Linked DNA regions of Homo sapiens: region 2 is linked to region 1. A link is an interaction called in ENCODE POLR2A ChIA-PET data of the cell type or tissue named here. Cell type or tissue: PC-3. All regions are shown on one strand.

Evidence for each region. Peaks named below come from ENCODE experiments on the same cell type or tissue, not always from the same donor. Only the 100,000 strongest peaks of a DNase experiment are listed, where the experiment ranks them.
Region 2: POLR2A ChIA-PET joins it to region 1 with 9 read pairs; 1 of 35 experiments calls an interaction of 5 or more read pairs at or near these places.

What each region holds. Positions count from the first base shown.
Region 1 is chr4:101,409,010-101,414,009 of GRCh38, forward strand. No RefSeq gene overlaps it. Among named protein-coding and RNA genes, the nearest start is that of PPP3CA-DT, 64 kb to the left of the region's middle. In PC-3, no CTCF peak of the experiment used is centred here; a DNase peak (open chromatin) is centred at 3,102; H3K4me3 peaks cover 401 bases; H3K27ac peaks cover 1,968 bases.
Region 2 is chr4:101,706,381-101,711,380 of GRCh38, forward strand. All of the region lies in intron 2 of LOC107986297 (a long non-coding RNA gene), which reads left to right. Among named protein-coding and RNA genes, the nearest start is that of BANK1, 82 kb to the right of the region's middle. In PC-3, no CTCF peak of the experiment used is centred here; no DNase peak of the experiment used is centred here; H3K27ac peaks cover 1,865 bases.

The sequences.
Region 1 (5,000 bases):
GATTGCACTGTGGTCTGCGAGATAGTTTGTTATAATCTCTGTTCTTTTACATTTGCTGAGGAGAGCTTTACTTCCAAGTATGTGGTCAATTTTGGAATAGGTGTGGTGTGGTGCTGAAAAAAATGTATATTCTGTTGATTTGGGGTGGAGAGTTCTGTACATGTCTATTAGGTCCTCTTGGTGCAGAGCTGAGTTCAATTCCTGGGTATCCTTGTTGACTTTCTGTCTCGTTGATCTGTCTAATGTTCACAGTGGGGTGTTAAAGTCTCCCATTATTAATGTGTGGGAGTCTAAGTCTCTTTGTAGGTCACTCAGGACTTGCTTTATGAATCTGGGTGCTCCTGTATTGGGTGCATATATATTTAGGATAGTTAGCTCTTCTTGTTGAATTGATCCCTTTACCATTATGTAATGGCCTTCTTTGTCTCTTTTGATCTTTGTTGGCTTAAAGTCTGTTTAATCATAGACTAGGATTGCAACCCCTGCCTTTTTTTGTTTTCCATTTGCTTGGTAGCTCTTGCTCCATCCTTTTATTTGGAGCCTATGTGTGTCTCTGCACATTAGATGCATTTCCTGAATATAGCACCCTGATGGGTCTTGACTCTTTATCCAGTTTGCCAGTCTGTGTCTTTTAATTGGAACATTTAGTCCATTTACATTTAAGGTTAATATTGTTATGTGTGAATTTGATCCTGTCATTATGATGTTAGCTGGTGATTTTGCTCGTTAGTTGATGCAGTTTCTTCCTAGTCTCGATGGTCTTTACATTTTGGCATGATTTTGCAGTGGCTGGTACCGGTTGTTCCTTTCCATGTTTAGTGCTTCCTTCAGGAGCTCTTTTAGGGCAGGCCTGGTGGTGACAAAATCTCTCAGCATTTGCTTGTCTGTAAAGTATTTTATTTCTCCTTCGCTTATGAAGTTTCGTTTGGCTGGATATGAAATTCTGAGTTGAAAATTCTTTTCTTTAAGAATGTTGAATATTGGCCCCCACTGTCTTCTGGCTTGTAGGGTTTCTGCCGAGAGATCCGCTGTTAGTCTGATGGGCTTCCCTTTGAGGGTAACCCGACCTTTCTCTGTGGCTGCCCTTAACATTTTTTCCTTCATTTCAACTTTGGTGAATCTGACAATTATATGTCTTGGAGTTGCTCTTCTCGAGGAGTATCTTTGTGGCGTTCTCTGTATTTCCTGAATCTGAACGTTGGCCTGCCTTGCTAGATTGGGGAAGTTCTCCTGGATAATATCCTGCAGAGTGTTTTCCAACTTGGTTCCATTCTCCCCATCACTTTCAGGCACACCAATCAGACGTAGATTTGGTCTTTTCACATAGTCCCATATTTCTTGGAGGTTTTGCTCATTTCTTTTTATTGTTTTTTTCTCTAAACTTCCCATCTCGCTTCATTTCATTCATTTCATCTTCCATTGCTGATACCCTTTCTTCCAGTTGATTGCATCGGCCCCTGAGGCTTCTGCATTCTTCACGTAGTTCTCGAGCCTTGGTTTTCAGCTCCATCAGCTCCTTTAAGCCCTTCTCTGTATTGGTTATTCTAGTTATACATTCTTCTAAATTTTTTTCAAAGTTTTCAACTTCTTTGCCTTTGGTTTGAATGTCCTCCCGTAGCTCAGAGTAATTTGATCGTCTGAAGCCTTCTTCTCTCAGCTCGTCAAAGTCATTCTCCATCCAGCTTTGTTCCGTTGCTGGTGAGGAACTGCGTTCCTTTGGAGGAGGAGAGGCGCTCTGCTTTTTAGAGTTTCCAGTTTTTCTGTTCTGTTTTTTACCCCATCTTTGTGGTTTTATCTACTTTTGGTCTTTGATGATGGTGATGTAGAGATGGGTTTTTGGTGTGGATGTCCTTTCTGGTTGTTAGTTTTCCTTCTAACAGACAGGACCCTCAGCTGCAGGTCTGTTGGAATACCCTGCCGTGTGAGATGTCAGTGTGCCCCTGCTGGGGGGTGCCTCCCAGTTAGGCTGCTCGTGGGTCAGGGGTCAGGGACCCACTTGAGGAGGCAGTCTGCCCGTTCTCAGATCTCCAGCTGCGTGCTGGGAGAACCACTGCTCTCTTCAAAGCTGTCAGACAGGGACATTTAAGTCTGCAGAGGTTACTGCTGTCTTTTTGTTTGTCTGTGCCCTGCCCCCAGAGGTGGAGCCTACAGAGGCAGGCAGGCCTCCTTGAGCTGTGGTGGGCTCCACCCAGTTCGAGCTTCCTGGCTGCTTTGTTTACCTAAGCAAGCCTGGGCAATGGCGGGCGCCCCTCCCCTAGCCTCGCTGCCGCCTTGCAGTTTGATCTCAGACTGCTGTGCTAGCAATCAGCGAGACTCCGTGGGCGTAGGACCCTCCGATCCAGGTGCGGGATATAATCTCGCGGTGTGCCGTTTTTTAAGCCAGTCGGAAAAGCGCAGTATTCGGGTGGGAGTGACCCGATTTTCCAGGTGCGTCATCACCCCTTTCTTTGACTAGGAAAGGGAACTCCCTGACCCCTTGTGCTTCCCAAGTGAGGCAATGCCTCGCCCTGCTTCGGCTCATGCATGGTGCGCGCACCCACTGACCTGCGCCCACTGTCTGGCACTTCCTAGTGAGATGAACCCGGTACCTCAGATGGAAATGCAGAAATCACCCGCCTTCTGCATCGCTCAGGCTGGGAGCTGTAGACCGGAGCTGTTCCTATTCAGCCATCTTGGCTCCTCCCCCTAGACAATATATTTTTAACTCTCATGTCAAGTCACATTGCGGCCTTGCTTCACCATCTTGAAAGTTTTCTATACTCAAATCACTTTTGCAAGCTTTTCTAGAAAATAATTTAGTTAAGAGTGGAGATTTGGTTTAAAAAATTATCTTTTGGCGAATATACACATTAAAATGTAATTTCTCCTTGTGCCATAATCTTTATTTTCCCTCATTTTATTCATATTTCTTCTTTTTCTGGTCCATTTTGGCCTGTTTTTCTGATAAAAAAATAATTCCACCTGTTTTTAAATCCTTTATACTTTTCCTTACCAGTTGTATAATTTTCCCACAGACAATGACATAATATAGAAAATGGAGGGAAATTTTGACCTGTGACTAACAGTATGTCATGGAGAATTAGGCAGAATTTTAGGGCTTTGGTAAATAGGATGAGTTTAACTTACGAAGGTGGGATGTGTCAGAAGGTAAATATATTTGTTTACATAGGGAAGACACACCCAGCTTCAAGTTATTACAAAAGGAGGAAATACTGAAAATCTGAAGATTCTCCTCAGCCCGAAAATGGAGGAGAAACAAGGAAAAAAAAATAATGAAAGAAGGAAGAACCTGGTGAGGAGCAAAATGCTTTCATGAATGGCATTTGAGAGTTTGTATTAGGTAAGAGAAGTTTTTAAAACCCACAGGTATTCTATAAATTGAAGATAATCTGGGTCATCTTAACATAATAGCTCCTATACAAAATTTTGCCATGTAAATTGCCATGTTTTTCTGTTTATTCATTCTTTTGGTTCAATTAATAGGAATCCTGCTTAGTTTTTAACACTTATTTTTCACCTAGCTTTGTATTTCCCCTGATTTTTTCCTTACCTTTCACCTGAAGCCTTTCCTATTTTGTTTTCTTTCTCCTTTCAGGAAGTTCATTAGCTCAAAAAGAGGCAAATATTTCCAACTTTTAAGGAGAAAACAAGGGCAGACTCTGTACAGTTCTCAACTGGGCTTTTACATTACTAGTTCTATAGCACTGGGGAGGTCATTTTGCCTCTCTGGCCTCAGTTTAAGTGCAATAATTTTAACAGATTTTTTTTCAAATGTAATAATATATAATGTGAAGCTGGTAAGGAGAATGTAATTTGTAAACTATTTCTCCCTTTACCTAAAAGTGTCAATACTTTGAGATTAATTTAATATATAATATCTGGATAAAATATTCTGGTATCAGGTGCAGGTGCATGAGGCGAAGTGCAGACACTCCTCAAAAGAAGACATTTATGCAGCCAACAAACATATGAAAAAATGCTCATCATCACTGGTCATTAAAGAAATGCAAATCAAAAACACAATGAGATATCATCTCACGCCGGTTAGAATAATGATCATTAAAAAGTCGAGAAACAACAGATGCTAGAGAGGCTGTGGAGAAATAGGAAGGCTATCCCACTGTTGGTGGGAGTGTAAATTAGTTCAACCATTGTGGAAGACAGTGTGGTGATTCCTCAAGGATCTAGAACTAGAAATACCTTTTGACCCAGCAATCTCATTACTGGGTATATATGCAAAGTATTATAAATCATTCTACTATAAAACCACATGCACACACATGTTTATTGCAGCACTATTCACAATAGCAAAGACTTGGAACCAACCCAAATGCCCATCAATGATAGAATGGATAAAGAAAATGTGGCACATATACACCATGGAATACAATGCAGCCATAAAAAAGGATGAGTTCATGTCCTTTGCAGGGATATGGATGAAGCTGGAAACCATCATTCTCAGCAACTAACACAAGAACAGAAAAACCAAACACCTCATGTTCTCACGCATAAGTGGGAGTTGGACAATGAGAACACATGCACACAGGGTGAAACCCCGTCTCTACTAAAAATACAAAAATTAGCTGGGCATGGTTGCGCCTCTGTAGTCCCAGCTACTCAGGAGGCTGAGGGAGGAGAATCACTTGAACTCAGGAGGCAGAGGTTGCAGTGAGCCGAGATCGTGCCACTGCACTCCAGCCTGGCGACAGAATGAGACTCTGTCTAAAGAAAAAAAAGGCATGATATTGTTATTATTAGTATGATTATACAAAAAGGAAAGAAATGAACAAGAGATCCGGAATGAAGTATCTGAATGTAATTTCCACAAATCCCAAAATGAGTGTTTACAAATCTCTATAGTGCCAGAGTTATTGGAAATTAGAAAAAAAAAAGTCTCAGATGCAACTGCTAAGTGCATTTGGAAAATATCATTGACTTTGAATTATACATGTGATATTTGTCTCCTTTAATAACAGTGTTCTCCATTTCAAAATTTATAA
Region 2 (5,000 bases), 300 kb after region 1:
TTTAATTTATCTGGAATTTAACCTTTTATATTGTGTAAGGATTTTTTTTTTAAAACAGCATCAGGTGGAGGTTTAACTTCTTCCAATCTTCAAATCAATTATCCAGCTGTCTCAATAACATAAGAAACCAGTCCAATAGTCCTATAGACATATTTTTGGATAAACATAGAAATGGACCCTTCTGGTCTTAAAATTTGAAACTCACATTTGTTTTACCTGAGTTCCTTCCTCAGGAAATAACCTTCAGATCTTTCAAAAACCATCAAATAATGAAACTCTTTGTATCAGCACATCCAGACAATGAGATGCCAGATTCCTCAATCATCATGATTGCTTCTTTACCCCTCCATAGTTCCTATTTTCCCACACATAGTTACATTTCTTCCCTGCTATATAAACCCCTAATTTAGTCTGTCAGCGAGATAGACTTGAGATTGATCTCTCATCTTCTTGGCTGCTGCACCTAATTAAAGCCTTCTTCCTTGGCAATACTTGTTGTCTCAGTGATTGGCTTTCTGTGCAGCAAGCAGCAGGACCCAAAGCTAACCCCTCATGTTTCAGTAACACCTATATGGAATAATCCAAATTTCTTCAGTAATTTGACTTGCCACATTTATGAAATAATATATTTCCTGCTACAATGAGTTACTTGTTTGATCTTATTCTAGTAATCCATTTATTAGGATAGCTTCATAAAGTATTTTACAATATGTTAGGTCACATTATTTTTCAAGATTTTCTTGAGATTCACATAATTTATAAACATAAAAAGTTAACTTTGACTAATTAAAATATAGAATTTTATTTAATACAGTGTTGTGTGTATATATTATTTTTCTTAATTTTTGATATTTTTATGAAAAATATCATTTCGTGAATTTTTTCAGGTCATGCTTTGTGTCCTTAATTTGCATGGTTTTTCTCTTGATAAATATATTTTAATTTTAATATATTTAGTATTTTATTGCTATTGTGGAAGTATATCTCCAGCTTTATTTTTTTTTGAGTGGCTATTGAAAGAGTAAATTAAAGCTGTAGCTCCTTGTAAATGTATTTTATGTACATTTGTATTACCATATTCTTTAAAGTTCTATTTTTGTTGTTTAGAGTCATTTAGATTTTCTAGCTATATAATTTGATTGATGAGAATGGATAATGATTTTGCTTCCTCTTTTGCAAAGCATATATTCCTTGTGACCAACAGAGTAGCCTAGTTTACTGTGCAGTAACAAATAACTACAAAATTTCAGTGACTTGAAACAGCAAAAAGATACTGTTCACTCAAGCTACATTTCCATTTTGAGGAGCTGTGCTTGGCATTATTCTCACTGAGACCTGTGTAAAAAAGGTAACCACAATCTTGAATAGCTTTGAGCTCTGTGTCAGAGGGAAATAGAACCATCGAGAGTCATGTGTTTTCTCTCAAATTACCAACTGGAAGTAGTATATATGGCTTCTGTTTACATTCCATTAGCTTAAGCAAGTCACATGTCCACATCTAATTTCAAGGTTGTAGGAAATCCAATTCCTGTGCCCAAATGGAAAACTTGATAATTAAAACAGAAACTATTCGGGAGTGAACAACAATGAATACATTGCGTATTATAATTTGTAGATTGCAGCTAAATAAAAATTTACAGGAAGTATTTCTTAGGCAAGCAAATGAATTAAGCATTTAGTTAAAAATCTATAAGCTCAAAAGTAATGAAAACATGTGTCCATATAAAAAACTGTACATGTGTTCTGGTCAGTATTATTCATAGTAACCAAAAAGTAGAACAAACCCAAATGACCATTAACTGATAAATAGATAATTAAAATGTGGCTTATCCATATAATGCAATGTTATTTGGCAATAAAAAGAAATGAAGTACTGATACATGCTACAACATTAATTAACCTTAAAAATATATGACAAGTGACAGAAGCTATATTCAAGGACCATATATTGTATGATTCTATTTATATGGAAGTCTAGAATCAGAAATCTATAGAGACAGAAAGTAGATGGCAGTTACCTAGGCCTGGTGGAGGTTGAAGGGAATGGAGAATGACTGTTAAGGGGTTTGCTTTTGTGGTGACAAGAATGTTCTGAGATTGATTGTGGTGATTGTTGCACAATTCCAAATATATTAAAAGCCTATGAATTGTGTAATTAAAGTGGGTGAATTGTATGGTATGTGAACTATCTGTCAATATAGCTGTTACTTAAAAACTATAAAAGGGATAGTGTATCTAAATAAAGTAGATGAAGGATACTATGAATATGACAGAGATAATAAATAAAACCAAAGTGCACTGCTTGAAAAGATGCAGAATGTAGTCTAGCGAAACTGAACAAAATAGGGGAAAGGAGAGAGGGAAGACACAAAGAGAAAACACTAGAACTTAAAATAAGACTTGGAGAGCTATATGGATAATAAACATATAAACTATGCCCAACTGCATTAGTCATCAAGGAAATGCAATTTAAAACTGCAATCTGATACTACTTATGGATTCATGAGATTGGCTAAAATGATAAAATAGAGTACCAAATGTTATTGAGAATACAGAGAAAATGAGACTCTTATATGCTGTGATGGGAGAGCAAAGGCATAACTTCTTTGGAAAATTTCATTAATATTATACATTAAAACTAAATATTTGCATAGCCAATGATCTGGAAAATCTATTCTCAGGAGTCTATTTATTTTCCCATTAGCCTATGATTTAAGTGGTTTTTTGTTTCTTTTCTTTTTTTATTTAAATTTCCAGACATATACATTAATAAGTATATTATTATGATTTATTTTTAGTTTTATAGTATAGCAATCAGAGAATGCATTCTACATTACCTTAATTCTTTGGAATTTATTCTCTTGTAGCCTAATACATGGTCAAATTTTGTAAAAGTTTCATGTATTATAGAAAAAAATGTATCTTTGTTCAGTGGAAGATTCATTATATAGCTATTAGATCAAACATTTTCCTCTTCCAGTATTATTAATTTTTTGTTTTCTCATTAGCTAAAATGATTTCTTTTAGAAACAAAGTGTTGGCCAGGCCTGGTGGCTCAGGCCTGTAATCCCAGCACTTTGAGAGGCTGAAGTGGGCAGATCACTTGAGGCCAGGAGATTGAGACCAGCCTGGACAACATGACAAAACTCCATTTCTACTAAAAATGCAACAAATTAGCCAGGCATGTGGTGCACACCTCCAATCCCAGCTACTTGGGTGGCTGAGGCACGAGAATTGTTTGAACCTGGGAGGTGAAGGTTGTAGTTTGCCAAGATCACGCCACTGCACTCCAGTCTGGGTGACAGAGTGAGATTCAGTCTCAAAAAAAAAAAGCAAAGTATCAAATTGTTACTGTGATTGATTATACATTTGCCCATACTTCGTTTCTTTTCTTTTCTTTTTCTTTTTTGAGACTGAGTCTTGCTCTGTTGCACAAGCTGGAGTGCAGCGGCTCAGTCTCAGCTCTCTGCAACCTCCGCCTCCTGGGCTCAAGCAATTCTCCTTCCTCAGCCTCCTGAGTAGCTGAGATTACAGGCACACACCATTGTGCCCAGCTAATTTTTGTATTTTTAGTAGAGACAAGGTTTCACCATGTTGCCCAGGCTGGTCTTGAACTCCTGACCTCAGGCAATCCACCTGCCTCAGCCTCCCAAAGTGCTGGGATTACAGGCATGAGCCACTGCGCCCAGCCTTTCTGTTTGTTTTCTTATTTTATAGTCCCAGATTATGTAATTGGGAATCATGTACCTTCATGTTTTCCACAAATTCTTGATCGATTGTCCCCTTTATTGGTATTATGAAAGATCCCTCCATCTCCCTGTAAAGGTTACTCAACTGAAGTTGTTTTGTATTTATTATGTTGGTGTTATTGTATGCATGTATATATGGGCAATATTTCCTAATATAGTAAATATATAGAATAATATATTACTATAGGCAAATATATGCTGTTCCTGCATATATATATATATATATATATATATATATATATATGTGTGTGTGTGTGTGTGTGCGTGTGTGTGTATATGGGATTATATATATATGGGATTATATATATATGAGATTATATATATAATATATATATCCTTCTCCCTTTATCTATACATAAATATATATATGGAAATATATGTTTCCCAACAAAGATATATTTTGTACATTACAAAGTATACATTTCCCTCTCCCTTATTTGTCTCCTACAAATAGCCAAAGCTGGATTTTATCTTTTTATTTGGCTTTAGAAGTTCCATCTTTTAATCGGAAATTTTCACCTATATGCATTTAATATTATTATTAACACACTGAGGCTTATCCCTCTAATTTTATTTTATGCTTTATATTTGCCATATTTTTTCTTCTTTTTTTATTATCTTTATTTCTCCTCTTCTAGTTGAGAAATTATACATAATATTTTTATTCTTCTAGTATCATCCCAAACTTTTGTAACAGAAATATTTAAATTTATATTTATCTACCCAAATCTAAAGTCTATAAATATCTATATCCTTTTCCTGAATAAACAAACACTTCAGCATTAAGGTTTAGAAAGTTTAAATTTAGGGCAATCTCTGAAGGGTCATCTCAGCTTCAGAGCTCTGTGTGACATTGACTAAGGCTGCTGTTGCAAAAGAATTTCAGCTTAACTTCTCCCTTTGCCCAATCCTACTTTCATTGTTTCCTCATGGCACTTTTCAACAAACATCAAAACACAAATCTTAGCAACTCAGAATATGCCTCCTAGGAAAGCTGACCTGCAATATAGAGGCGGTCTTTAATCTGAGCACATTTTTATCCTGTGCTTTTAATGATTTGCACCTAATTCAGCATTTGAGTTAATTCCCTAAAATACACAATTTACTGCTTTGAAGTTTTTTTTTTTAATTTCAGTTTTTATTTTAGATACAGGAGGTACATTTATAGGATTGTTACATGGATATATTTGACCCAGATGGTGGGCATGGTACCCAATAGGTAATTTTTCAATCAACGCACCCCTCTCTCTC